7 separate regions of the Homo sapiens genome follow, and all the other regions are linked to region 2. Evidence: chromatin contacts called from ENCODE Hi-C or POLR2A ChIA-PET data. All regions are on one chromosome and are shown on one strand. The core of a region is the stretch at or near the end of the contact, and the rest is flanking DNA. Distances in the headings are between cores, read along the strand shown.

The links. A loop is a pair of places that touch in the nucleus more often than their neighbours do. ChIA-PET counts read pairs that join two places held with the same protein, here RNA polymerase II (POLR2A). Pooled maps may share reads with other maps.
Region 1: a map of CD4-positive, alpha-beta T cell shows a loop between it and region 2 (6-fold over the local background). The contact joins the promoter of PDIK1L here to the enhancer-like site in region 2. A Hi-C loop is called at or near these places in 1 of 168 maps with a recorded cell type or tissue (CD4-positive, alpha-beta T cell), 1 of 37 single-sample maps with no recorded cell type and 9 of 50 pooled maps. POLR2A ChIA-PET finds 5 or more read pairs at or near these places in 4 of 52 experiments (CD4-positive, alpha-beta T cell, MCF 10A, activated CD4-positive, alpha-beta memory T cell and 1 more).
Region 3: a pooled map shows a loop between it and region 2 (6-fold over the local background). The contact joins two enhancer-like sites. A Hi-C loop is called at or near these places in 5 of 50 pooled maps. POLR2A ChIA-PET finds 5 or more read pairs at or near these places in 2 of 52 experiments (activated naive CD4-positive, alpha-beta T cell and common myeloid progenitor, CD34-positive).
Region 4: a pooled map shows a loop between it and region 2 (2.4-fold over the local background). The contact joins two enhancer-like sites. A Hi-C loop is called at or near these places in 4 of 37 single-sample maps with no recorded cell type and 15 of 50 pooled maps. POLR2A ChIA-PET finds 5 or more read pairs at or near these places in 16 of 52 experiments (CD4-positive, alpha-beta T cell, GM12878, H1 and 10 more).
Region 5: a pooled map shows a loop between it and region 2 (23-fold over the local background). The contact joins the promoter of PAFAH2 here to the enhancer-like site in region 2. A Hi-C loop is called at or near these places in 6 of 50 pooled maps. POLR2A ChIA-PET finds 5 or more read pairs at or near these places in 2 of 52 experiments (GM10248 and activated CD8-positive, alpha-beta memory T cell).
Region 6: a map with no recorded cell type shows a loop between it and region 2 (18-fold over the local background). The contact joins the promoter of CEP85 here to the enhancer-like site in region 2. A Hi-C loop is called at or near these places in 1 of 37 single-sample maps with no recorded cell type and 9 of 50 pooled maps. POLR2A ChIA-PET finds 5 or more read pairs at or near these places in 3 of 52 experiments (B cell, CD4-positive, alpha-beta T cell and WTC11).
Region 7: a loop to region 2 is called in a map of naive thymus-derived CD4-positive, alpha-beta T cell, with 20 times the contacts of the local background. The contact joins the promoter of NUDC here to the enhancer-like site in region 2. A Hi-C loop is called at or near these places in 1 of 168 maps with a recorded cell type or tissue (naive thymus-derived CD4-positive, alpha-beta T cell), 1 of 37 single-sample maps with no recorded cell type and 10 of 50 pooled maps. POLR2A ChIA-PET finds 5 or more read pairs at or near these places in 4 of 52 experiments (CD4-positive, alpha-beta T cell, Caco-2, GM12878 and 1 more).

The regions. Positions count from the first base shown.
Region 1 is chr1:26,109,223-26,113,127 of GRCh38, forward strand. It overlaps PDIK1L (PDLIM1 interacting kinase 1 like), which reads left to right and starts at 2,602. Exons shown (of 3, transcript NM_152835.5): 1 at 2,602-2,693. RefSeq lists silencers at 1,616-1,895, 1,956-2,595 and enhancers at 2,646-2,875, 3,256-3,365.
Region 2 is chr1:26,498,570-26,502,473 of GRCh38, forward strand. No RefSeq gene overlaps it. Among named protein-coding and RNA genes, the nearest start is that of HMGN2, 28 kb to the left of the region's middle. RefSeq lists silencers at 1,715-1,894, 2,105-2,594 and enhancers at 2,775-2,844, 2,804-3,461, 2,875-2,934. Within about 2 kb of position 2,047, at least 38 of the 41 ENCODE cell types and tissues checked have a DNase peak (open chromatin) inside an H3K27ac peak, as active enhancers do; they include B cell, CD4-positive, alpha-beta T cell and GM12878, where a contact is called at or near this core.
Region 3 is chr1:26,034,046-26,037,659 of GRCh38, forward strand. EXTL1 (exostosin like glycosyltransferase 1) reads left to right here. Exons shown (of 11, transcript NM_004455.3): 10 at 791-959; 11 at 1,120-2,419. The coding sequence ends at 1,302. It overlaps SLC30A2 (solute carrier family 30 member 2), which reads right to left. Exons shown (of 8, transcript NM_001004434.3): 8 at 3,207-3,614. Among named protein-coding and RNA genes, the nearest start is that of SLC30A2, 10 kb to the right of the region's middle. RefSeq lists enhancers at 340-1,070, 1,569-1,638, 1,649-1,738, 1,749-1,888, 2,169-2,268 and silencers at 1,129-1,428, 1,373-1,536. Within about 2 kb of position 1,451, at least 29 of the 41 ENCODE cell types and tissues checked have a DNase peak (open chromatin) inside an H3K27ac peak, as active enhancers do.
Region 4 is chr1:26,851,203-26,855,227 of GRCh38, forward strand. It overlaps ZDHHC18 (zDHHC palmitoyltransferase 18), which reads left to right. Exons shown (of 8, transcript NM_032283.3): 6 at 1-29; 7 at 1,551-1,663; 8 at 2,524-4,025. The coding sequence ends at 2,641. Among named protein-coding and RNA genes, the nearest start is that of SFN, 9.9 kb to the right of the region's middle. RefSeq lists an enhancer at 2,030-2,531 and silencers at 2,146-2,205, 3,778-3,950. Within about 2 kb of position 2,114, at least 3 of the 41 ENCODE cell types and tissues checked have a DNase peak (open chromatin) inside an H3K27ac peak, as active enhancers do.
Region 5 is chr1:25,995,933-26,000,058 of GRCh38, forward strand. PAFAH2 (platelet activating factor acetylhydrolase 2) reads right to left here and starts at 2,131. Exons shown (of 11, transcript NM_000437.4): 1 at 2,093-2,131. RefSeq lists enhancers at 1,877-1,956, 2,127-2,216, 2,227-2,276.
Region 6 is chr1:26,232,704-26,236,384 of GRCh38, forward strand. It overlaps CEP85 (centrosomal protein 85), which reads left to right and starts at 1,497. Exons shown (of 14, transcript NM_001319944.2): 1 at 1,497-1,607. RefSeq lists enhancers at 1,696-1,845, 2,166-2,225, 2,316-2,365.
Region 7 is chr1:26,919,604-26,923,322 of GRCh38, forward strand. It overlaps NUDC (nuclear distribution C, dynein complex regulator), which reads left to right and starts at 2,140. Exons shown (of 9, transcript NM_006600.4): 1 at 2,140-2,326. The coding sequence starts at 2,246. RefSeq lists a silencer at 1,887-2,036 and enhancers at 2,167-2,286, 2,407-2,948.

The DNA of each region.
Region 1 (3,905 bases), core at 1,352-3,851, 390 kb before region 2:
AGAGATTCTCCTGCCTCAGCCTCCCAAGTACCTGGGACTACAGGCAAGTGCCACCACACCCGCCTAATTTTTGTATTTTTAGTAGAGACAGGGTTTCACCATGTTGGCCAGGCTGGTCTCAAACTCCTGACCTCAAGTGATCTGCCCACCTCGGCCTCCCAAAGTGCTAGGATTACAGGTGTGAGCCACCATGCCAGGCCTCTTCCACATAGCTTTTCATGGCTGCATAGTACTTTATCCTGTGTATGTACTATAATTTATTCAACCAGTTCTTTATCATTAGACATGTGAGCAGTTTCCAATCTTTTGCTATTCATTAATGCCATAATGAACAGCCCTGTACATACAGGTTTGTTGTTTTGTGTGTGTGTGTTTGCCAGTATATTACTAGGATAGATTCCTCGAAATCTAGTATTTGATCTAGGGTTACTGGATCAAATAATATTGCTATATATTGCCAAATTTCCTTGTTAACTGTTATATCACTTTGTCTTCCCACCAGCTATGTATGAGAATGCTAGCCTTAGGTGTATTTTGATACCATATCAGATTGAGGAGGCTGCAGAGATGAATCACAGACAAGGTTCCTGCCCCTAGGAATTCTCAGTCCTCCAGGAGGCCTAAAGGCTAAAAAAAATGACATAATAAGCAGGAGGCAGATTTACCCTGAAACTAATGAATCTTAAGCTTCAGAGTCCTTTACTTATAGGGACCCTTTCCAGTGTTCCAGATATGTGTTCACAGGGCCATTTTATAACATTTTTCCTCAGGAGGACACCCCAAATTATTTAAGTTTCAGGTCCCACAAGATCTAAACCCCCCTCACAGACTTAACAGTGAGCCTAAACTGGGGGCGAGAGTGGATTTCAAATCTCATCTGCAGCTGACTTAAGAGCAAGGGTTCCTATGATATTTAATGACTGAGACAAAATGAAAACGCTACTTTGATCGAGAGAGAGGTCCCTCCCCTGATTGGGATCAATAACCCACACAGGTAGTTAGCTGTCTACGCAGAGCCTTCTATATTTTCCCTCTACTTTTGAGGGCGGGAAATAAGTCTTGGCTGACACCAGTGTTTCCAGCAAACAGCTGAAGACTTGACACTTGGATGGCACTCAGGACAAAAATCTGAACAGATTACAGAACCGTTGTTGTTTTTTTTTTTTAAGGGGAGGGTGTGTTACACCAGGAATGGGTATTCAAGGTAGACACATCCCAAAACAGACACTTCAGTGAGAAGAGGCAGAGGTGTTTCCTCACCTGTAAAAACAGGATAATAAAACCTACTCTTGTGGGGTTTGGTTAGGATTAAGCAAGATCATTTATATAAAGACCTAACCCAGTGCCAGACTCTCGGGAGAAGGGGCATAAAGGACAGAAAATAAAATGAGTTGATCTTTGAGCACAGCGACAGGGATTTTTTGTACATCGTGCCTTACAGAGCGAGCGCTGGGAGGAGGAATCATCACCCTGCTGAGAAGTAATGGGTGCAGAATAAATCGAGTAAGAAGGAATGGACTTTTCTGGCGGATGCTTACTGATCTAACAACTGGATGACTGAGGAATGCGGTCCTAAGTGACCCCGGGCTGGCTGTGGGGCCAACAGCGTGCGGGATCTGACTAACAGCGTGTGGCAGCCGAGCGACTGCAGCAGCGGCGGGGACCCCATTGACTGTCCAGCCCCGAGAGCGGCAGGAGCGCGGTGGATCCTGGCTCGGACCAAGGCCTCTCCCCTGCGCCGACTGCAGACCAACCCTCCACCAGGAGCCTCGCGGGGGGGCGCCGTGGGCACCGCAGCCAGGTGCAGGCGCCTCCGCGCCCTCACTCCCCACGCCGAGGAGGTGGCCCTGGCTCCCTGCGGCCGCAGCCGGGGAACAATGAGGCGCCGGCCTCTTTAAGGGAGATACCACCGCGCCGGCGGGGCAGGGGACGGCATCCTCCCAGATGATCGCACCCAGCCCCGCGCCGCCGCCGCCGCCGCCGTCTCCGCAACTGCACCGCCCGCAAACATGGCTCAGTGACTCGGAGAAAAGCTGCAGTCTCCCTCCCGGCGGGGCGGACGCCAGGCCTCCTTGGTCGGGCCGCACCTCCCCGCAGGCCCGCCAAAGAGCACCGCGCCCCGCAGGCACCCGAGACCCGCGCGGAAGATGCACCGGGCGTTCCACCCCAGCGAGCCCCGCACCCCAGCCCGCAGCTCGGTAGGTCGGAAGGGGGCGGGTAGAGGGAGGGGAGGCCGCGGCCGGGCGCGCGCAGCCCCAGGCCCGGACCTGCCGCTGCAGACGGTCCCCGGGGCCGCGGGCCCTGAGCGCCCGCTGCGGCTGGAGGGTGGCCGAGCCCCGGCGTGGCGTGGCCTCGCGGTTCCCGAGCCCGGCCACCCCTGCGGGGAGCAGCACCAGTGGTGCGCTCCGGAGCGCGCACACCTCCGACGACTCCCGGCTCTGCAAATCCTCGAGAGAGGGAGGAGGCGAGCGGAGCGCCGGCCGCGCGCCTCGTCGGTGGCGCGGAACGTCCCGGCTCGCGCTACGGAAAGCCGGAGGGGGGCGGGGCCGTCGGCGTAAGGGGGTGTGTCCGCGCGCACCACGGGGGCGCGCGCCGGCTGCTGACTGGAGGCGGCGGCAGCGGAGGCGCGAGCTGCCCGATAATGGCGGCCTGCAGAGCCCATGAGAGGGAGAAGCGGCAGCGTCTACCCTGAGGTAAATCTGGCCTTTCGGCGTGGCGGAGAGGTCTTGCTGCAGAGCCGATGGCCCTGCATGTGCCTCCCTCCCTGGGAGGCTTGTCACAGACGTGTCAGCGGAGTCATCCTGGGGAAGGCCCTGCGCTCCTCAGGCCACCGACCCCAGTCGCGGCCTCCTCTCATACCGGGGCCACCTCCCCCCGGCCCTCAGCCCCCAGCCCCGAGGAGTTGAGGCAACTGCAGGGCTGGCTCCTCAGAGCGAAGGGGCTCAGGAGGCTCCCCTCCGGGCTTCATCTGAGCACGGCCGAGGAGGGGGAGGGCCTGACACTTGGCCAATGAGCGCGGCCTGAGCCGCCGCGTCGGGCAACACCTCTGGCCGCGACTGGCCCTTCCCGGGCGCCGGCAGGTGTCTGGCCTGGCCGGCTCGCGTCCCAGCGCCTGGTTAGAGCAGCGGGAGCGAGGGCCCGCCACTTTCGGTCGAAAGTCACTTAGGTTCGCATCGGATGCATCATTGGATCCGGGATCCCACGGGTTTCATAAACACCTCTCTCCTCCCTATTCAGGAAGGTGCTCTTCCCCATGGGGACTGTACCAGGCTGGAGAGGACATGGCACTGCTTCAGAGACACGAACCACCTTGAGTGGATGTGATTGGCGATCCCCGTAGAGCAGGAAAGCTCGTCTGCTGTGCAGCCGGCGCAGAGGATTCTGTGGCAGGAAATTAGACACTAGGAAATTCAGTAGCGATTTGAAGGGTGGGTGTCCAGTTAGAGGAAGTGGGACTGAACACAATCTCAGAAGTCATTTCTTTTTATTAAATCTATCCTGTAGACTTAAAGCAGTGGATCCCAACTTCTCAGGCTCTAGGGTCAGTAGCCTTTTGCTTCCCCAGCTGTACAGAATAAATATTGTACAATCTCAGGTTACTTTTCTAGCCCGTGGTCACAATCTACAAATGAGAATTCGTTCATGAAGTTGGTTATAATCTAGAAATTCTTTGGGCGCTGAGGAAGCCCACTTTAGACTTTCTCCATTCAACACATGAGCATTTCTGTGCAGGGCCTTTGCCCTCGCCTTTAAACCGTTCAGTAAGTTGAATTCCCAAGAACTCTGTCAGAGAGCCCCTTGATATGCAGGATCTTTGTTGGCAAAAATGACCTAGAACTAAATAGATATTGTTTACTCCAGCTGTCTTATGACTAGGAAAAAGGAAACATAAAAATTTTAAAATA
Region 2 (3,904 bases), core at 797-3,296:
ATAAAATCCCCAGCATTCTACATGTAGTAGGTGCTCAAGAAGTATTTGTTGTTCACGTCATTGAATAAAAGTCACCCCCCAGCTTGGAACTCTGAATGGCTTCTGACAGCACAGTATTAAGATCACAGTCTAAGCCTGGGCAACACAGGGAAACCCTGGCTCTACAAAAAATACAAAAATTAGCCAGGCATAGTGGCACACACCTGTAGTCCCAGCTGCTAGGGAGGCTGAGGTGGAAGGATTGCTTGAGCCTAGGAGGTCGATGCTGCAGTAAGCCATGGATGGCACAACTGCACTCCAGCCTGGGTGACAGAGCAAGACTGTCTCAAAAAAAAAAAAAAAAAATCACAGTCTGTGATGCGCCAGGCACTCAGGATCTGGCCTCTGCAGATTCCTCCGGTTTCTTCTTCAGGCCTCTTTCAGGTGGTCACATGCACAAGGTTTCCTCCTGTCTCAGGAACTGTTTACACGCTGTTCCTTCTCCCTAGAAAGCGCTTCACCACCATCACCTGGTTCTCGCACATAAATTGGTGAGATTTCAGCTCAAATGTCACTTCCTCCAGGAAGTCCTCCCTGTTTCTTGGTTCTCCTATCTCATTCCCTCATTCACCAGCCCAGTGGAGCCATGGTGGACCTATCTCAAGATCCCAAAGGGCCTTGCGGGCCATGTTAAGACATTTGCTCTTTGTCTGGAAGAGAACTGGGAGTCACCGAAGTGTTGCCAGCAGGGAAGGTTAAGATCAGATATGCTGATAGATCTGGGGCTCAGAAAGAATTATGAAAAGCAGCAAGCCTCCTTACTTGATACACAGACAACCTTGCTCAACCAACAGTGGCTTCATCCTACCTCCCCAGGGTACTTCCAGTAATTCCCTATGGTAGTGTTTTCCAGAATGGGACATGACTACAGCTGGGGGCCCTAGGTATTTTTTTTTTTTTTTTTTTGAGACAGTCTTGCTCTGTCGCCCAGACTGGAGTGCAGTGGCATGATATGGACTCACTGCAACCTCTGCCTCCCGGATTCAAGCAATTCTCCTGCCTCAGCCTCCCGAGTAACTGAGACTACAGGTGCGCACCACCACGCCTGGCTAATTGTTGTATTTTTAGTAGAGATGGGGTTTCACCATGTTGGCCAGGCTGGTCTTGAACTCCTGACCTCGTGATCCACCTGCCTTGGCCTCGCCTTGGCAAAACCCCGTCTCTACTAAAAATACAAAAATTAGCCAGGCGTGGTGTCTCGTGCCTGTAGTCCCAGCTACTTGGGAGGCTGAGGCAGGAGAACGGCTTGAACCTTGGAGGCGGAAGTTGCAGCGAGCCGAGATCATACTGCTTAACTCCAGCAAAAAGAAAAAAAAGAAAGCTGGGGCTGCGCGCGGGGGCTTATGCCTGTAACCCCAGCACTTTGGGAGGACAGCCTGGCCAACAGAGCGAGACCCTATCTCTATTTTTTTTTAAAAAAATAACAAAACAAAAAAAGCTGGTTGGTTGTTGGGAGGCCTGGCTGCTTTTGGGAAGGATAATCCTCGTCCACACCAAGGTGATTCAGTGAGCAGGGTGAGGGCAGATGCTGGGTGTCCACGCCCCGGCCCCACAGCAGCCAGAGGAAGATACCAGCCCGCGCACCCGTCGCCATGGCAACCTCAACCCCACTCCTGGACCCTAGCTCGGAAGGGGGCAGGGTATCGAAAGCCGATCGCCAGAGGCTCCTCGGTGCCTCGTGCGAGTCCCCGCCGTCAGCCCCGAGGAGCCTCCTGGCACCAAGCAGGCGCTGCCCCCTTCGGCCACACGGTGGCGGCGCAGAGCCGAGCTCCGCGCCCCACCTGGGAGGCGGCGCCCGCGGGATGGGGCTCCTCGGCCCAGCTCCCCAGCCTCGACAAGGATACGGCCCGACATCCAGGCCAGGAGCGTCGCTGGGGCTTAACCGCCGTTCCCCAAGGCGCCCCTCCACTCCTCCAGCGGGCTCCCGCATCCCCCATTATCCGGCGGACCCCAACCCCTGCTCACGTGACTCGCCCGCCACCCTCGAAGAACTCTCGTGGGGCCGCCCCGCCCTGCCGCAGGTCACGCGCTGCGCACCTGGAGGGCATCTGGCCAGCCGCCAGCTAGAGCCTGCCCCTGCTCAGGCTCGGCTCAACCCGGGCCCGCGCCTGCTCCGAGCCCAGGAAGAGCGTCCTGTCCAGCTCCCAAGTGCGCCGGCCCGTGGGGAAGGAGGCGGGAGTGGGCTCCAGCGGTGCGGCCCTCGCTCCTCCGACCCGGGGCCCTCTCCACCTCGGGGGAAGAAAGAGGCCTCTGCCTCCGCCTCCTTCCCTGAGCGCTGCCACCCTCACTCCGGCCCTCTGACCGCGGGTCCCGGACATTGCGCTTAGGGGTCGCCTTGCAGGGCCAGAGAAGCTGGCAGACCACGCGCGCGCACGTGCCGGGGCGGGGCGTCACCGGGGGCGGGGCCTGGAAGGGCGGGGTCGGCGGGCTCGGGTTCCCGCGGGGCGCGCGCGGGGTGACGGGAGCCGGGACTACGCGGAAGTGGGGGTAGGGGCCGCGGGACGGGGAGGGGCGTCCCCAGTACCCGCGAGTGGCTTCAGGGAGCGCAAGGCCAGCTGAGTCTGGGCGCTGGATGGGCGGCCTTGGCATTAGGTCCAGATTTGGGTCCTAAGTACTGTGCCCAACCGGCCCGAGGGGAAGGGGGAGGAGACAGGAACCGCGCCCATTTTCCGGATCAGGTTCTTGGAACCAGCCCGGAAATCCTGGGACTCAATCTGGGGGCCAGATCTGGAGGCGATGGTTTTTCTAGAGACGGGCTGATGCAGCCCCAGTATGCCGTCGCACTCATTTCCCACATTCCAGGAACGGTCCAGGTCTGCCCTTCAGCGGTTTGGGAACTCCGCGACGACTCCCTCTCTCCACAACTGCAGGGTGGGCCGCGCTCTGAAAACCTGGCAAAGCGATGGGGGTCCCTCAGAGCCCCTCCTTCATATTCAGTTTCAAAAGGATTTGGCATTGGGGAAACCTTGGGACCTCAAGCCACATGGAGAAAGAGCTCCAGGTCACAAGGGCTTGGACCTGAGGGCACCTCGGCTGGCTCCTTTCTCGTGCAGTCTTTGCAAAAGAGGACCAGGTGGTGGCCAGAAGGGCACTTTGAGGGCTGAAGAGCTCAAACTGCACAGGGATAGGACCGAGGTGCAGAGTCCTTGGGGCCCTTTTTTTTTCTGTCATATCTTGTTTTGCCATTCGGCCTGGAAATACCTGGAAATTCTTCCTGCCTGTTTTTCCCTCAGAAAAGTTTTTTTTATGTAAAAGTGGCCAGGCACAACTGTAATCCCAGCACTTTGGGAGGCCGAGGTGGGCGGATTGCTTGAGGCCAGGGGTTCGAGACCAGCCTGGGCAACATAGCAAGACCCCGTCTCTGCCAAAAATACAACAAATTAGCCAGGCGTGGAAACGCGCGCCTGTAATCCTAACTGCTGGGGAGGCTGAGGCAGGAGACTCGCTTGAACCTGGGAGGCAGAGGTTACAGTGAGCCACCAAGATCAAGATCGTGCCACTGCACTCCAGCCTGGGCGACAGAGAAAACAGAAAAGGAAAAAAAAAAAAAAGAAAGGACATCTCTGCCGGGCTCTGTGTGTGGCTCATGCCTGCAATAGCAACATTTTGGGAGCCTGAGGCAGAGGGATTGCTTGAGGCCAGGAGTTTGAGTCCAGTCTGGGCAACACTGAGAGACCCTGTCTCTACAAAATATAAACAAAATTTGCCAGGTGCTGTCATCCGCCTGTAGTCCCAGCTACTCCGGAGGCTGGGGTGGGAGGATCACTTGAGCCCAGGAGGTCGAGGCTGCAGTGAGCAGCCACTCTATCCTGGGTGACAGAGACCCTGTCTCTAAGAAATGAATGAATGAACATCTTGCTGTGAG
Region 3 (3,614 bases), core at 201-2,700, 470 kb before region 2:
GGGATGGATTCACCTCCCAGGGCTGGTGTGAACATTAAATGAAGTCCCTGGCACAGAGGTTCCACAAATGGTAGCTATTGTTATTTGAAGTAGAGCCATGCAGTGAGTAAGGGCAGTGTGTGGGTTTGCTGGTGGTGGGGTGACAAGAAAATAGTCCTGATGCTTTATGAATGTGGATGTTATGAGTTGGGGAACATCCCAGACCTTCCAGAAGCTGCCTGAAGTGCTCCGGTCTTAGGGCAGAGACTGAATTCTGTAAGACCTCTTTAGAGGGGTTCCTTAAACATGTTTAAATCAAATATGCATAACGTGGAACCTCTTATAGATTACTCAGGAGCTCTGCAGGGAATTCTCAGTAGAGTGAAGAATTACCTAATGTCTGCGAGATGAGGCTGGCCTGTCTGAGGGCCGTGTGAAGTGAGCTCACCCGGAGCGGTATCAGCCTGGTTCATCCACAACTGTTCTTTGGGCTTCCATGTTTGATGGCTTTGAAACCAGCTGATCCAAACCCATCTAATTCTGGCTCTGAGTTCAGCGCTCAGAGCCCAAGGATGGGGGGCCCAAGGAGCTGTGAGGGAGAGGGCAGGGAACACACCACTAACTGCAGATAAGCCACGGGGCACAGCACAATGGAGAGCTGTTCACGCCAGGGATGGGAGCTCTCTGAGGCAGCCAGGGCTCAGAGGCTTGGGGATGGGGGTCAAAGGGAGAGGTGAGGTCAGGAGGGAGGAGAATGGGGCCTGGGGATGGATTTGGCTGCAGCCTCTCCCTGTCTTTTCCTCTTGCCCAGGTATTACCACACTCTCTTCACCCACTCCCTGCCCAAGGCTCTGAGGACCCTGGCAGATGAGGCACCCACCTGTGTGGACGTCCTGATGAATTTCATAGTAGCAGCAGTCACCAAGCTGCCCCCTATCAAGGTGCCCTATGGCAAGCAGCGCCAGGAGGCTGCTCCACTGGTGAGGGCTGAGGGGGATTGGTCGGAACTGGCAGGGATTGGGCGGGGATGCCGGAGAGGATTCCCTCTCACTGTCTAATTCCAGTCTTTCTTGCTGCACGGGCGTGGGGAGTTCGGAAGGGCAGAGAAGCCCGTTAATGCATTGCTTCTTTCCCTCTTAGGCGCCTGGGGGCCCGGGGCCCAGGCCAAAGCCGCCTGCCCCAGCCCCCGACTGCATCAACCAGATAGCGGCAGCGTTCGGCCACATGCCCTTGCTGTCCTCTCGTCTGCGTCTGGACCCGGTGCTGTTTAAGGACCCGGTGTCCGTGCAGCGCAAGAAGTACCGCAGCCTGGAGAAGCCCTAGGGGGGCGACCCGCGGAGACCCCAGCAGAGGTCGCAGCCCAGCTCCCAGGGGGCCCGGCGCCTGCCGGCGGGCTCCGCTCTTGGGACACCGGAGAACCTATCATGTCAGCCAGCGGGCCCACACGTCGGACCCCGGTTGGCCAATCACAACAGGGGGGCGTGGCCTTACCTTCTCCTGCTCGCCCTCAGCCGCGGAGCCTCTGCGGAGGCTGAGCCCCGCGACCGGAGCGCCGCTCTCCGCTTCTCCACCCAGCTAACTTCTGCTCGTCTTTCAGAGCATTGTCTCCTCCAGGGACTTGCCTGGCCCTCCTCCCCCTCCGCCCCCAATGGGTTCGGTCTCCTTTGCGCTTTCGCAGTCCAGTGTTTGCCGCGGTTCCCGCACGGTCAGGCCCCAGGACTGGCTTGCGAGCCCCGGGGGGCGGGTCGTGTCGTGTCCTTTTCTCTCTGGCTAGGCAGGTGTGCCGCAAATATTTGACGAATAGATGGATGGCAGACATTAACTGCGTGCCTGGCCCTATGAGGGCGGCGGCGGGACAGGGTGAGCGGAGAGACAGAACTGTCCCCGCCCCACCCCGCCACCCATTCCTAGGGTTCCTAGTCCCGGGAAGGCAACTACCCAAAGACGCCTGGGTTGTCAGGCTCAATCCTTGAGCCTCAACCAAGGAGCAGAGGGGTGCGGGTAAACGAGGAGTGGGGCGAGGAAAGCGGGATGGGAACAAGTGGCCTGTCCCCGCACGGCCCGCGGCTCAGCCTCGGCCGTCTGCCCTGCACTACCAAGGCCGACCACTAGAGGTCAGCGTCGCGCCGCACTCTTCACCCGCATGTCCAGAGGGCGGCCGGGATGTGGAGGGTGAGCGCTGTGGGCAGCTCGGGGGCTGAAAGCTGGGAAGAGAAATCTGAAGAACAGCCCCATCTCTTTCGCCTGCACACTTGGAACTCAGCAAGAAGGGACTGTTTCTAGGTGGGCTGGGCGCGAGCAGGGACTGTCCCGAGCGGTATAGGTGAGAATGGAGTTGGGGGGGGACACTAGGTCCTCCGGGGTTCACCCACCTGGAGCTGGAATTATCACTTCCGAAATAAAGCGCGTGTCCTTGCCCCCTCACGCTCCAGGCTATAAATACCCTTACAGCAGCTGCTCGAGGGAGGGGCTCAGGGCTCAGGGCTCGCCTGGGAGCGCGTGCGACTCCAGAGGGTGAGGGTGGTGGGTCCAGCCCAGGTCCAGGGTGTCAGGTGTTTTCCTGCTTTGATGGCCTGGCAGCTCTGGAAACTCCCGTGACTGTCTCACTGGCAGGAACATACTGTCCCCTTAGGCCTCTCCAAGGCCTTCCACCCCCACCCCCCAGCTTGACCTCGGCGGGCCCCTGGATGACTCAGGTCCTCCCTAGAGCCAGTCACAGCTGAGTGGCAGAGTGGGTTACCCTTGGGAGGCGTGGTGCTGTGAGATGCTTGAGGTACAGGGCGGACTGGAAATTAAAGAGGTGGGGGAGAGGCAGTCCGGCCCGGAGTCAAGAACTGAGGGTGGGTGGGAAAGCATACAGCTGGGGCCCAGGCAGCCTTCCCAGGGTGGGGAGGGCGCTGGATGCCAGGCCCAGCCAGGTGAAAGAGGCACCTTTCCAATCACAGCTGTGACACCCAGGACACTGAACTGCCTTGGCATGTCCTCACCCATGGGCCGGGCACTGCTGGTCCCAGGGGTTTGTATTGTACCAACAGGCAGCGCAGACCGACAGGCCCCCAGACCCTGCTGTAGAGGAAGGTCTACCGAAATGAGGCAGAAATCCCAGACCTGCCTGCACTGGCTGTCTGACTTCAGGAAAACGATTCAACCTCTGAGCCTGTTTTTTCATCTGTAAGAATGCAGGACAGCAGTGATGGTCTCCTTTTTTTTTTTTTTTTTTTTTTTTTAAGCTGGAGTCTCGCTCTGTCACCCAGGCTGGAGTGCAGTGGTGTGATCTCAGCTCACTGCAACCTCTGCCTCCCCGGTTCAAGCGATTCTCCTGCCTCAGCCTCCCGAGTAGCTGGGATTACAGGCACAAGCCACCACGCCTGGCTAGTTTTTGTATTTTTAGTAGAAATGAGGTTTCGCCATATTGGCCAGGCTGGTCTCGAACTCCTGGCCTCAAGTCATCTGCCTGCCTCAGCCTCCCAAGGTGCTGGGATTGCAGGCATGAGCCACCGTGCCCAGCCAATGACTGTCTCTTGAGAGGGGTGTAAGGACTTGGCATACGGCAAAGCCCAGGATCAAGTTCCTGGGGCCTGCCATGGCTTGGGTGGGGGTGGGGAGTTGGGTAGGGGAGGTTGAGTCCCCTGAGA
Region 4 (4,025 bases), core at 864-3,363, 350 kb after region 2:
TCGCCTCCAACCTGACTACTAATGAAGACGTGAGTAAACCTGGAGCCACCCCTCATTCTAGGGCAGCGCCCTCAGGAGGAGGCAGGGCTGAGGGAGCCTGGGGCAGCCAAGCACAGTCCTGACTCACGGACTGCTGGGATAATGCCTTTTAAGCAGCCAGATGCCTCCCAGTCATCTCAGCTTGGCCCTGGTGGGTCCGATGCAGGCTTCTGACACCTCCACATGCTTCATTCTCTCAGTGCAGGCTCCCAAGGTCCCAGGTTGCTTTTCTCCACAGCCCTGCAGGAGGCAGTACTCACACCACAGCACGCATGATGTTTGGCTGGCACATGACCGCTTACAGAATTCTTTCAGTTCCCGTCATTTCTTTGGGTCCTTTTGCCAAGCCTGAGGCAGAAAGGACAGGGATGTTTTTTCCCCATTCGATGACTGAGAGACATGTCCCATGTCTGAGAGGTCACACAGCTGGGAGGGGACAGAGCCAAGGTTGGTGCCCAGTCACAGGTATGCGCTCCCTCTTCCACACTGCCCCTGTCAGCAGCAAAGCCGTGACTATTCTCAAGGTGGCACTGGCCTGTCCTGGCTGCCCCTCTCAATATGCACGCCTGGGGGAGACAGGGCACAGGCCAGTGGGCTCCATTGACCTTCCCTGCCTGCCACCCTGCAGACTGCCATCAACAAGCATGTTTGATGTGCCCAGTCCTAGGCCAGACCTGACTTCTCCTCCCCATCCTCCAAACACTAAAAAGTAAATGAGAGCATCTGTTTCAGGGCCCACCATCTGATACTTACCAGCAACCCATCCTCCAACAGAAAATACATTCCCAGACCTCATCCTCTCATTCAGGGAAACAAAACTTCACACATGACAGGGCGTTGTGTGCCTGGTGATCAGTGAGAACAGAAATGCCATCAGCCAGTATCTCCCGCAGTAGCTTCTTGGGTGCCAGTTCTGCAGCACATTACCAGAGGTTAAAGAGAAAGGAGTGTGTGGCCAAATAAGTGTAGAAAACTCTAGGTTAAAGTCAAGGTATTCTTTATTGCTAAACTCTCCAGTGCCTTCCATAGCTGACTTCACAGAGCTAGAGAATCTGGCAAGAATTAATCTAATGCCCTAGCAATGTCATCTGAGAATTAGTATTATTTTCCCTGTTTTCCAAATGAGGACTCAGGCTCAGCGAAGTGGTGATCTGTCCAGGTAACGTAGCCAGTGAGTAGCAGGGCCGGGGCTCACAGGCAGGTCAGCCCTCACCCTGTGCCCCTGCGCTACCCTCCTTCAGAAGTGGCTGGCCGGAGAAGGGAGGAGTCATCCGAAACGTTTCCTCTGGATGCTTCTCTTGGGCTCTGCTCTGTCATCTCCTCTTTGGGGCCTCCTGATCTCTGCCAGGGGTCCCCCACATTCTCATTGAATGGCCCACATGAAAGACATGTCGCCTTCTGTAACCAGAATTGGTTTCGGAATTGTCCAGTTGTCCCCAGCCTCTAGACCTGCCTCCTAGAAAAGTGAAGCAAAAGGAGGTACTTGACCTAGGCCTCCTTCCTGCTTGCAGATCAAAGGCTCGTGGTCCAGCAAGAGGGGCGGTGAGGCCTCTGTCAACCCCTACAGCCATAAAAGTATTATCACCAACTGCTGTGCTGTGCTCTGTGGCCCCCTACCTCCCAGGTAAGTGAGCGGGGTGCGGAAGAGGGGTAACAGGGCCATGCCTGGCCAGTGATCAAAGTGTTCCTGGATATCAGCCGACCTCCCCCTACACCCTAGATGCCCTCCGTCCACTACCCCCTGGAGGGCATTTGTCATGTGACGGAATTCCATGGAGAATTGTTATTTAATCACGTGCTCATTGTAGAAAAAAAAAATTAAGTACAAAACGTAAAACAGAGGAGCATTGGATATGACATGTAATTCTACTCCCCGGGGGTAGCCACCATGACTGTTTCAGCCATGTTTGAATGACACTGCCCTTCCGGTTGCCCACTGCCTGGACTGGGTGGCGACTCCATCCTCTCCTGGCAGTAGGAACCCTGGGGACTCAGCCCTGCTGGGTCACTCCCTGTTCATCCTGACACCAGGGGGCACCAGAGTTCCAGAACGGGGATTACATTGCTGTGGGTACTGCTAAGACAAGTCATTCCCACACAGTCATGTCACCTACCCCACCCAGTATCCCTGTCACCCAGCCTGCCTAGAGGGGAAGGGAACATAGGAATTTCATAGTCATCAAATACCTATTCATCCTTGCTTTCCTCCCTCACCTGCAGCCTGGCTTCTTGGCAGCCAGACAGGTGGGCCAGTTGGAATTAATAGTGAATAAATTCTGTGGCCAAAAGCCAGGTGGCCAGAGGGCAGAGAGAGGCCTGCCAGAGGTAAGAGTCTTGGGCCCCCAGATGGGCAGCAGCTCTCCTTTCCTCAGCCTTTCTCAGCCTGGGCCTTTCCTTGGCTGAGATAGACTCTGCCGTCCAACCCCTGGCCTAGAGCCTCAGTGTTGGGCAGAGCCCTCATGTGTCTCCCTTGTGTTTTGGAAGCCTAATTGACCGGAGGGGATTTGTGCAGTCCGACACCGTGTTGCCCTCACCCATCAGAAGCGATGAGCCAGCCTGCAGAGCCAAGCCTGATGCCAGCATGGTAGGAGGCCACCCCTGACCACGGCTCAGTACTTGCCACCTGCTGGCCTGTCTGACCCTCCGCACTCACCTGCCGGGACCCTCCCTATTCCATCCAAGGGAAGCAGAACTGCCAAAGACTCAAGTCTTTTCATATTTATTTCCCATCCTGCGTGGCTTTCCCTGAACTGTTCCGTGGCTGTGCCCTCTGCTCCCCAAACCCAGGTTCCCACAGCCTTGGGCCCTAGGTACCCCAGCTGATCAGTGCCAGGAGAGACCAGAGCCTCTGGAGGCTACCCAGGGGACCACACCAAGTCCTTGCCTGTGCCGGGCGAGCCCTGTGTGAGTGAGGCTGTGAACTGAGCGTGAGGCCTCCCAGGTGGGGGAACTGCTTGGGCCTTGCTGAGCCAGGGTCCTCAGGGTGAAGCAGGACTGAGGAGTGGCCAGCTCTGGATAGCTGGCTGTGGAGAGGAAGCCTCCATGGGCTGCTTTGGTCTGTGGGCTCCTTCATTCCCTTGGTGATAATTTCCCTTTATTCTGTGGGATTTTTGGTGGGGTTTTCCCCCCTTTTTTATGGAGTTGGCCAATAGGATTGAGTTGGGGCTCCAGTAGAGAAGGCAGGGTTGGTGGTGGGTGGGGGCAGCCTGTATCAGACAAAGGTAAATCAGCCAGCCAGGCACCCACAGCCTCAGCTCCTGTGCAGTTCCTGGGCAGCACAGTGGAAGTGGGAGCCTGGTCCTTCCCCTGCCCATGGAGAGCTCTTTAAGGGATCCCAGCCTGCCCCTCCACTTCTCTCCCAAGCCAGGTCCCGGCATGGGTGGGTTATGCTCATGCTGGCAATACTTGAAACGGGTTTATTAATGCTGGGTATTTTGCACAATTTTATAGACCTCTTTTCTACATAGTCTTTTTTAAATGGAAGGAGAAAATGTCAGCCACATTACTGTCTGTGTAGTGCCAGGTGAAGGGTTATCAGAAGGCTGGTTGGTTTTAATAAGTTTATTCCAAGAGACCTTCTGGCTGGAATGAGTGAGAGTGTGTGTGCATGTGTGTGTGTGTTCATGTGTGCCCTGTATGAATGTGGCTGGCTCCCATATCCCCTGGGCTGCCCCCTGCCCCATCCCCTTTGAGTGTCAGAAGCACTCTGAGCCAAGGGGACAGGGGGCACGTGCACTGGTCACGAGAAAACCCTGGGCTCCCACTGGGGCTCAGCCCAGCCTCCTATCTTTCCTTCTTCTATGGACTTCAGACAGCCAGTGTCTGGGGACTCTGCCACTCTACCCCCAGCCCTACCCACCAGCCCCCAGGTGAGGCTTCCAGCTGGGACCTGCCCAGACAGGCTGAGCCTGGGCGTGGTGGGTGGGGTGATGGCTCTGGGGAGCGGCTGCCATCCTACAAGCCACACCCCCTCCTCTGAGCTCTGA
Region 5 (4,126 bases), core at 881-3,380, 500 kb before region 2:
AGGCTATATGAAATAATGGGGGACAAAGGTTTTGATGACTCTGAATTCTACCCCTGTCACTTATTAGCTGTGTGATCTTGAACAAGTTCCTCAAACTCTAAGCTTCTGATAATTTATTCTCACAACAGAAATAATAACTATGGCCAGACGCAGTGGCTCATGCCTATAATCCCAGAACTTTGGGAGATCAAATGGGAAGGATTGCTTCAGCCCAGGAGTTCAAGACCAGCCTGGGCAACATGGCAAAATCCTGTCTCTATAAAAAAATTAAAAAAAAAAAAAATTAGCTGGATGTGGTGGTATGCAACTGCAGTCCCAGTTACTCAGGAGGCTGAGGTAGGAGGATTGCTGGGGCTTGGGAGCCGGAGGCCACAGTGAACCAAGATTGTGCCACTGCACTTCGGCCTGGGTGACAGAGCGAGGTCTTGTCTCAAAAAGAAATAGTAACTATGGGCCGGGCGCGGTGGGAGGCCGAGGCGGGCGGATCAGGAGGTCAGGAGATCGAGACCATCCTGGCTAACACGGTGAAACCCTGTCTGTACTAAAAAAAATACAAAATATTAGCTGGGCCTGGTGGCGGGCGCCTGTAGTCCCAGCTACTTGGGAGGCTGAAGCAGGAGAATGGCGTGAACCCGGGAGGCGGAGCTTGCAGTGAGCCGAGATCGCGCTACTGCACTCTAGCCTGGGCGACAGAGCGAGACTCCATCTCAAAAAAAAAGAAATAGTAACTACTCACGAGATTGTTGATGAGGATTAAATAATGCATGTAAAGCACTCGATGGATAGAAGGTACTATAACCATAGGAGGCAACTATAATTATTTTAACTACATGCCTCTCAAGTTCCTTATACGTAAAATGGATACTTCGTAAGTGAAAATATTGCCTAGGGCCTGGTGCATTTTCAGTGCTTATAAAATGTTAGGAACTAATTAACAATGCTATGTCTCTCTTTCCTAGCCAAGGTCTCTCATTTTTCCTGGATTAAGCCCTTTGGCAAAACAGATTCTTTCCCAGCAGCCTTTTCAGGCCTCAGACACCCCTACCAAAGCCAGTGTCTACTGAACAGGCCCAGAGGAGCCCAGAGGGAATGGATGGGGCTTAGGTTGCAGCTGTCCTCTCCTGCTGGGACCCTGTTTCTGGTGAGCAGAGGACTGCTGCTCTGCCAGCTGTGTGACACTTTCATCACTGGCTATTTCAAGATACAGTCCAAGATAAGCACTTCTCTTGTGCTTCCTTTCAGACAAAGCTCTCTGAAGACTAAAAGCTCATTGGCCTGACCTTTGGTCTCTGGAGGAAGTGAGGAAATATCATCCAGCTCGTAGACAATGAAGACACCAAGCACTCGAGGGATGAGATTGAGCAACAAGGTGGCAGAGCTAGAGAAGAGGCCTGATAAGAGTGTTCCAGAGCATTAATAATTGTGATAAAAATAATCTCTGTCTCTTGTGAAGGTCTTACAGTTTACAAGGCATCTTCACACATACTAGCTTGTTGGCTCCTCAACACTCCTCACCTGAGACTGATGGAGCAACAGTCATCTCCGTTTTAGAGAGGAAGAAACTGAGTCCCAGAGTTGTATGATTTGCCCAAGGTCACAGAGGGTGAGAGGCAGAGCTGGCCTAGAACCGGGTCTGCTGACTTCGAGTCCAGGGTAATCGCGGATCGGAAAGAAGGAATGGGGACCCTTCTTCCACCGCCATGAAAAACAGAAAACTGAGAGTAAGAGTAAAGTACACAAAGGGTGGAGGAGCATAAAGAAGCCCGGGGTTCAGGGATGTGAGGCTGCAGGGTGAAGGTAGGGCCGAGGAATCAGGGTAGGGCTGTGGGGTCCAAGGTGGGGCTGCGGGGGCTGGGTCCTGGGACGGGAGCTCAGTGGGGATTCCAGGGGCACTGGCCGTTAAAAGTGCGAGGCGACCGTGGGAGGGTCAAGGGAGCGGGTGGCTACAGGTGTCTGAATAGGAAACGTAAAGGACGAAGATTAATGTGCAATTCCTATGACTGAGAGACGCCGAGGCCCCAAACCGGGCCAGAATACAAAAGTCTGCAGGAAGCTCAATTGAGATATAGGTGTTTTCTCCAATCAAACTTACCCAGTCAAGCTGATTCCTCAGAAGCAGCCCCAGACGTTTAACTCGACGGAAATGAGAAACGACCCATGAACCCGTGGCCCTTTGGTCGTCGTAGTTTCCAAGGCTCAAAATGGACGCTTGGAAGCACTTCTCGTTCCTCAATCTAGAACTACAATTCCCGATGTACAGTGCGCGAGATTGCGCATTACAACTCTAAAACTACACCTCCCAGAGTTCTACGCGACCGTCCAGCCCCGCGTGGTCGTGCGAAACCGCCCAAGGCCTGGGATGCGGTGTGATTCCTCCCCCTGGTGGCCTGAAGAGGTGCCGCCGCGATTTCTGCTCTCGAGCGGAGGGTTTTGCCTTAGTCCCGTGCGTAACCCTCCGCCTCACCCTCCTCAAATAGTCCTCAGGCGTGCCTAGAAATGGTCCCCGCTTCGCTTTATTCTCAAGGAGGTGGGAGGAGGTTGGAGTTTGTTTTGTGTCTTCTGCACACTTTGCTTCCTGTAAGAATAATAGACTGATCATTCAAATTAAGGGGACATTCCCTACCAGCCTGCATCTGTTGACACCTGTGATTTTCCATTGTCCTCAAAAGACTCCCTGGCAGAGAAAGGGGAGGAACCCGAGTAATCTGCTGGGCCGCATCCATCCCACATTACTGTCTAATGCTGGTTCTTAGCGACACTGATGGACAAGATACCGCTCCTAGCCTCAACAGAATCACAGTCTAGCAGAGAATTCAGACAAATGAATAATGACAGCACAGAGCCGTGATCTCATGGGGAGACACAGCAAGCGTGGGAGCCTTGAAAAGGGGCCTCTGGCCAGGCTTGGGGGAAAAGGGCGGTGTCCGCAAGGCTTTTTAGAGGGAGTGATGTTTGTTAACATTGAGACCCGATATAAGGAAAGAACGTAGCCAGGAGTACAGAGACTGTGAAGGACGTTTCAGAGTATGGCATTAAGTTCAGTGCTGGCTGCAGCTAAGTGTGAGGGATGGAAGGAGAGTATTCTCGGGGGAGTGGGCGTTAGGCAGAGCCCATCCTCAGGAGTTCTGTAAACTTCTATAGGAAATTTGGATCGTTCAGGCAGCTCAAAAACGTTCAACGGCCCTCTACTACCTATGAAGTGAAGTCCCAACTGCTTAGCCTGACATTCAAGGTCTTCTCCAACCTGCACTCCCCCACGCCCCACCCCCCACCCTTCAGCGCCCCTCCTCTGGGAGCTTTGTTCATGCCTCCAAAGTTTCCGCCGACATCTGTGTGTGCCTCGCACATGTGAGTCGACTCACACTGCCTTGGGTATCTCCTGTATTAGAGGTCTTAACTCTTGACACATTGTGAGCTCTTTGAGGTCAGGTACTGAGTCCTGCAGTCGCCCCCTCCACCCTACTCTTGCAGCCCACATCCCCCCGAAACACCAGGGTCCAGAGTCCCTGCTTTAGGCTCTCCTCTCCTGCCGACACACTGTTGTCACCCCCATCCTTCCAGGAGCCAAGATAAAGTCATCAGGAGAGAGTGCTGGCAGCCCTGCACTGTGGTAATTAAGCCTCGGATCTCATTAAATCTGTGGCTGATGGCGGTGGCCACAGAACCTGAAAAGCTTAGCGCAGATCAGAGAGCGGCTCCCTTTGGCCCATTAATCCGTGCTGTGCAGCTGGCCAGAACACTCACGACAAGCCAGAGGTCCTTGGTCATGAGAGGGACAGCTGGAGGTCATTTCTTTCAGTCTCCTACTCCCAGACCAGGCCATGCTGGAGCCATTTGCTGGCCAGCTGAGTTTAAAATTTCCCAGGGATGGGCATGTCACCACCTCCTTTACCTCCTTTGTCACAGTTAGGAAGCTCTTCCTTGGGCACAATCAGATTCTTCCCTGTTGCAAAATAAAACAGTTGAGTTTAACTATACTTCCTTCCAATCCGGTCTTTTCTAGGATAAACAACCCAAATGCCTTTACCTTTTTAAGCAAATGGTTGATTTTCCAGCATTTTCATCATAGATCTCATCCTCCAGTAGCCCAAAGTTCCCTTCAAATCTATCAGCTACCATCCCAACT
Region 6 (3,681 bases), core at 247-2,746, 270 kb before region 2:
GATTACAGGTGCCCACCACCACACCTGGCTAATTTTGTATTTTTAGTAGGGTTTTATCATGTTGGCCACAGGCTGGTCTCAAACTCCCGACCTCAAGTGATCCACCTGCCTGGGCCTCCCAAAGTGCTGGGATTACAGGCGTGAGCCACCGTGCCCGGCCAGGACTAACACTTTCTAGCTTTCTACCCTTCAGTCCATAAATTTATTCATTTAGACACCCTGTCTTAACATTTTTTTTTTTAGCCTTTACGTTAACAGAGGCTTCTGGTCCTAATTTCATATCATACCCAGGTTCATTTTCATTATCCATTAAATCTGCTATTTTATGTCTTCTATATTCTTATCTTAAAATACTAAAAGAGAGGACAAAGGATACAACCTTGGGGCACATCCCTAGGGTCTTTCCTCTAGAGTGACTTTTATTCAGTAATGAACTCACTTTGTCTGGCTCTTAAAGCTAAGAAATTATACAACTTTTTTTTTCCATACAACTTTTTTTTGGAGTGCAGGGGCACGATCTCGGCTCACTGCAACCTCCGGCTCCCTGGTTCAGGCGATTCTGCTGCCTCAGCCTCCCGAGTAGCTGGGATTACAGGTATGCGCCACCACACCCAGCTAATTTTTGTATTTTTAGTAGAGACGGGGTTTCACCATATTGGCCAGGATGGTCTCGATCTCCTGACCTCGTGATCCGCCCTCCTCTGTCTCCCAAAGTGCTGGGATTACAGGCATGAGCCACCGCGCCCGGCCTCCTATACAATTTTTTAGTATCTCTCCCTGCCAAGTCAGGTTTCTAGATACCCAGAATTTCACTATCTGAGATTCATTCCTTTGGCTGATGGTTCTGTTCTCCTTTCAAACAATTTTCCTGTCTGACTCTTCAAGCGCATATTAATGCAAATGGACTTAACAGTTCCTTTTCCTGTGGACCAAGTTTGGGGAGGGAGGCAGGACTGATCCTTTACCCTTCAACCTGAACCTTGGTCACAGGCTGACCACTGCGTCCAACCCAGACCAAGCCTTGACCCTGACTAGTCAGTGACCCAGGCCACACCCTAACTCCTGGTCACAACCTGAACCCCTGCTTCAGGTGTGAGAACTGATAGACCGGCGTTGGAATGGAAGGAGGGTGAGGCAAGCTGAGTGGGATTCTCGTGTCCCCAGCCCCGCCCGCGGGCCGCCAGCTTCCCAACCTGCACAGGCCCAGCAGGGCCCCTCCAGGTCTAGGTGAGCAGAGCTCCACCTACAGGTAAAACGCGGCAAGGGGCAGAGAAGGAGCCAAGTGGCGACGTGGTCATGCGCAGAAAGATCCGTCCGGCTCTCTGAGCAGAGGGTAGCGTGTGGGGGCGGGATACCGACGCGGCTCGGCTGCCGATTGGTCAGAAGAGGATAGAAAGGGGCGGGAAGCCGGCGCGGCTCGACTCCCGATTGGCCAGAGGCGGCAGAACGGGGTGGGGCCAAACGACGCGCGTTCTGTGGCGCGCGGCCTGGCGGGCGTGCAACGGCCGTTAGAGGAGCTGAGGGAGGGAACCACCGCTCACCGCAGACGTGGTGGCTGCAGTCAGTCTTCCCGAGTGAGGGATTTCGCCGCCCGCTTTCAGGCCCGTGTAAGTTTTCCTCCTTCGGGAGCCTCAGTCCTAGTGGCCGACCTTGCCTCTCCTCCCATAGCTCCGGCGAAGCCTCAGACGCTCGCGACCTGCCACCGTGAGGGGCCGGGGAGAGCGAAGCGCATGCGCCTCGGCTCCGAAGCCAGTGCCCCGGCATACGCCCTCTCGCGTCCCATTCCCCTCGCTTCCCCCGTTGCCTTGCTTTGCCGTCCGTGGTTCACCCCACGGCAGTCACTTTACCTGCGTGCCAGGCCCTGTGCCGATAGCCAGGGACACAGCGAGCGGCGCATTCCTTGCCCTTGCGGAGCGCACAGCCCTGGGAGTCGACGTTAAGCGGGGTAATCCCTCGGCGCGCAGTGAGGGTAGAGTGGAGAAATCTTACAAAGAGCGCAAAACAGAAGGCGCGGATCTAGTCGGAGAGGTCAGGGAGCCCTCCCCGAGGAGGAGAAGTTTGAGCCGAGATTGGAAGGCTGTGTAGAGAATTAAGGTTGTGGGACGGAAAGCACTTGGCGGGGCCTTACCCCGGTACTTCTCGGCCGGGGCGATTTTGCTTCCCTGGGGACATTGGTCGATGTCTGGAAACACTTTTGATAGTCACAGCTCCAGGGCTTGCTACTGGCATCTAGTGCGAAGAAGCCAGGGATGCTGTTACACAGCCTACTGTGTGTAGGACGCCCCCAACAACAAAGAAAAATCCCCCAAAATGTCAGTAGGGCGGAAGGTGAGGAAGCTTCCTTCAGCGAGAAGGAGCTGGTGCTTTGGTTGAACTGAAAGTTAGTGTGTTCAGGTTTATTTGTTCAACAGTATATTCAACGCTTACTTCACCTCAGTTAATGAGAGCGATCCTTTACACCAGTACATTCCCAACACGTGGCTCAGAGCCAGGCGCATAGTAGGCACGCAGTAAATTTCGGTTGATGAATTGAACACTGGGATAAGTAGGGGGCGGTGGTGATACAAGGACGATGAAGCTAGCCAGGCCTCATTTATTTGCCCTCAAACCTTGTCTGCTTTATAGTGATCTGGTGGTTTTGTATGTCTCACGACTTTTCTTTGTAAAGGCAACTTCTTGTCAAGGATTTGGCTTCTCTTTCACAAGGTTTAATGAATGATCAAGGCGGTGAAAATAGTGTAATGGTGTGAGATCCTTCGTGTGTCTGTGTCAGCTGTCTGTGTATCCCTTCAAATCCTCTCTTGTCTTGATGTGGTTCTCTTAACAGCTGCCAAGCATGATGTTCCACACTTAGATTGTAATTCTTTTTTTTTTTTTTTTTTTTGTGAGACGGAGTTTTGCTCTTGTTGCCCAGGCTGGAGTGCCGTGGCGCGATGTCGGCTCACCGCAACCTCCGCCTCCCAGGTTCAAGCGATTCTCCTGCCTCAGCCTCCCGAGTAGCTGGGATTACAGGCATGCGCCACCATGCACGGATAATTTTGTATTTTTAGTAGAGACGGCGTTTCTCCATGTTGGTCAGGCTGGTCTCAAACTCCCGACCTCAGGTGATCCGCCCGCCTCGGCCTCCCAAAATGCTGGGATTACAGGCGTGAGCCACCACGCCCGGCCACACTTAGATTGTAATTCTTATAGGGGAAAAATACTTACGGCAGTCAAAATCTAATTCTTGGGTAGCAACTTGAGAAATAAAGCCTAGGTGATGACCAAGGACAAAGTGAAGAAATTTTATGAGCTTTTACTGCTCATATAATTGAGGCTTGCAGCTCTAGCTGTCTGAGGCAGAAACTCCAACTTGTGGTGCCATGCTTGATCTCTTTTTTTGTGTTTTGTCACATGTAGAATGCTGACTAGACTACTGTAGCGTTAGAGTACAGTCCTGGCTTTGAAGCCTCTTCCTAGCCATATGACCTTCACTACTGTAAACCTTTATTTTCTCATCCATAAAATGAGGATAATAGTAACTGCCTCATAGGGTTGATGTGAACATGAAACATGAGACATGATACTTAAAAAGTGTTGAGCACAGTGTTTGATAGGTAGTAAGTGCAGAATGCATGTTAAATTTGTTGAATGAGTGACTGTTTCTGTAGTTTAAAGGGCTTTGAAGATGGAAACCAATCC
Region 7 (3,719 bases), core at 890-3,389, 420 kb after region 2:
TCCTGGAAGCCCTTTCCACACACCAGGACAGCTCACAATGACTTAACTATACACAAAAGTGACTGCCAGCCACCCAGCTATATCCCACCAAATCAATCCAAACTGAGTGTATTTCCAACTCAACTTCACCTTAGCTGGATCACCAAATCCTCATGGCATCTCTGATATCACCTGATTCAAGGGAAAGTGAGATAGAGTGGGAAGAAATAGTAGTCTTAACCAATTGCAATTTTAGAATTTTGCTTTTGCATGTTAAAAGAAAAAAAAATATGTATTTGACGCTATGAAGACATTGCTGGGGTTGCTCCCAGTGCCTAGGATGGGCCCGTGCAAGTGCAAGGCCCTGCCCTCAAGAGCCCTCAGTCTGAGGGAGAAGACACAGATCAACTCCAGGAATCTCTAATCTAAAGGGAGAAGTCTCTAGTCTGAAGTGGGGAACACGCAATTCCAACCAAAAGAGAAACCTAAAGGAAAAAAGGAAAGAAGAAGGCGTCAACTGTGTCAAATGCACCTGAGAAGTTGAGTAAGATAATAGTGGTTCATTGGCTTTGGCAATATGTAGCACTGTAACCATATCAGAGCCTTTAAAAAATAGACTAGAACAGGCCGGGCGCAGTGGCTCATGCCTGTAATCCTAGCGCGTTGCGAGGCCGAGGCAGGTGGATCACTTGAGGTCAGGAGTTTGAAACGAGCCTGGCCAACATGGTGAAAACCCCTCTACTAAAAATACAAAAAAAAATTAGTTAGGCGTAGTGGTGCCTGTAATCCCAGCTACTTGGGAGGCTGAGAATCACTTAAACCTGGGAGGCAGAGGTTGCAGTGAGCTGAGATCGTGTCACTGCACTCCAGCCTGGGCAACAGAGTGAGACTTGGTCTAAAAAAAAAAAGAAGAATAGATAGACTAGAATATACTGTAGAGAGATGGGAGGTGAGGGAGTAGAAAAACAAGCAAACAAGTTTGCTGCAAATGAGAGCTGAAAATTGGAGAGGTAGCAGCAGAAGAAAGTGGGGCCATGGAATAATAATATAAAAACAGGGCTGGGCATGGTGGCTCACACCTGTAATCCCAGCACTTTGAGAGGCTGAGGCAGGAGGAGTGCTTGAGACCAGGGTTTGAGACTTAGCCTGGGCAACACAGACTCCATCTCTACCAAAAAACAAAAAACAAAAAACAAAAAAAAAAAAACAGCAGGGCGTGGTGATGTGAGCCTGTAGTCCCAGCTACTCTGGAGGCTGAAGTGGGGAAGATGGCTTGAGTCCAGGAGTTCAAGGCTGCCGTAAGCCAAGATGGTGCCACTGCACTCCAGCTTGGGTGACAATGCAAGAACCCCATCTCTAAAAACAAACAAAAAGATATTAAAGCGTGTTTGTAAATTGAAGGGAAGAAGAAAGATATTTGTGATGCATAAGCTAAAAAAAGGGATAATTAACAGGGATAGAGTTCCTGAAAAGACTAAGATGATGAGATTCATTGCACAAGTGGAGGGATTAGCTTGGATGGCTGGGTCCTGTCCCCGCATTAACAGAAGTGAAGGTCAATTTCAGCACCTGTCATAATTTCCTGGGCCCAGTGCAAAATGAAAATGTGGGTCTCCTTATTCCAAAATTATTAAGAATTTCAAGACTATAACAGAAGGCCATGAAATCAAGCGTGGAGCCTTTCTAAGCCTGGGTGCTGTGCGACTGCAATTTGTACTCCCATGAAGCTGGCCCTAGTCAAGTACGCAGTGAGGTCGATGAGGAGGAGGCTGTCCTGTGGTAAGTCCCTTCTAGGATTGGAAGAGATGAGTAAGGCTACTTTCAGCTTCACTGCTCTACAAGCTGGGGGGGTCGCTAGCAAGGGAGAGGGGCAAAACTTGTCCCTTTTTAACTTCCAACCCTGCCAGATTTGAGTCCAGGGCTTTCTAGAAGTCTCCACGGCATCGGGTGACCATAGCAACTCATGCCAAACTCTCGGGCCCACGGCTCCGCCTACCGCTTCGTGGACGCGCTTGTTGATTGGCTCCGAATGTCGACCAATGGTCGGCGAAGCGGGTTGCTTGCCGCACGGTCAATGGCCGCAAACCGGGAGGAAGGCGGGAAGAGAGGAGGTGGAGGCGGGCCTGGGCAGCCGCGCGCGTGCGTGTTTCCGGCTCCGCTGCGGAAGGCGGACGACTAGAGTCGTTGGGCCCGGCGCGACCCGCAGGAGCGTAGAGAGCGCGGGACTAGAGTGCAGAGCTCCGGGACGTGGATCGGAGCCGGCGCGATGGGCGGAGAGCAGGAGGAGGAGCGGTTCGACGGCATGTTGCTGGCCATGGCTCAGCAGCACGAGGGCGGCGTGCAGGAGGTAACGGCCCGCGCGGCGTCGGCCCACCCGGCGGCCTTGGCCACGCTCCTTCCGCCCTTCTCTGCCTTCGAGGGCTGAGACCCACCCCAGCGGCTCGCGGGCTTCTGGGATGCCCCTACATTCTCACTGCGCCCAGCTTCCGGCCTGGCCACCCGCCAGCAGGTCTCACCCGGTTCGCATCAGTCCCGGGCCCCCGGCGCCCCTCAGTAGTAGCAAATTATCGCATCCCTGAGCTTAGGATCCCCCTTTAGTTTCACATATGCCCCCACCCCCGTTTCCACTTTGATGGCGGCTTCCAAGGAGCATCCCTTAGTAAGAACCGTCGCAAATATCGTGATTTGGATCCACCAAGGCTTGGGGCGAGCCGTCGAATGTGTGTGGTAGGGGAGCGGGCTGATGTTAGCACGTGGTCTTGTTAGGCCTTGAATGGGGGAATAGGAGGCCTGTGTTCACGATTAGTTTCCACCACCTACCAACTTGGAACCTTTACATCTCTCCAAGCCTGAGTTTCCTTATCTGTGAGACAGCTGCGAATACCGGTTTCCAGAGAGTAGTTAAGAACCGTAAGTTCTCAGTAATAAGGCTTTTTCATTCAACAAGTATTTGTCGTGTGATTGATGTGTGTCCCACACTCGACAATAAGGGCCAACTGTTACAGATTCTGGAGTTGGTTTTTTTGGAACAAACACAAAGTTAACGGTAGAAAAGTCTGTCAGGATCAGAACTCTCATTCTCAGAGCCAGAGAAGTGGCAAGGATTTGCCTAGATCATGCAACATGGTTCTCACCTAGACAGGTCAGTGTGCTTCCCAGAGTCCATGGCTGATTGTGTCTTACTGGAGGTAGGTTTCCATTGAACTTTCTATTCCTATGTAACCTAGGTGTCTGGTGACCAAGGACTTCTAAGCCCTTTGTGGTGGGGAGAGTGTTTCTCATTTGCAAGTGTGAAAAGCCTTCCTGTCTCCATTCCTCTAAACTGTTCGCACAAAACTGGATTTGGGAGCGAGTTCATTTTTGAGCAAATTGAAAAACTGTCTAGAAGCAAGAACGGAAACCATTGAGATATGTTCTAGCATCAGATTTAATCAGATTTAGACCCACTCTTGGGCAAATAAAGGGTTTGTGTGTGCTGACCTTGAGTCACCACTAGATTGTTTCATTCAGCAAGAATTTTACTGATTATGTACCTTTAGCCATATCTGGTGCCCAGCATTGCAGGTGGCAGACAGACTAAGCCATGGTTCATGGTTCCTATTTGTAAGGTGTTTACCCTCTGCCAGTGGGTCTCTTGCTCTGTGCCATACATTGCTAAAGGCCTCACCTCCTTGACCTCATGATCCTCACCAGGTCCCTAGAAATAGGTACTGCATCTTATTCCTGTTGTACAGAGTTAA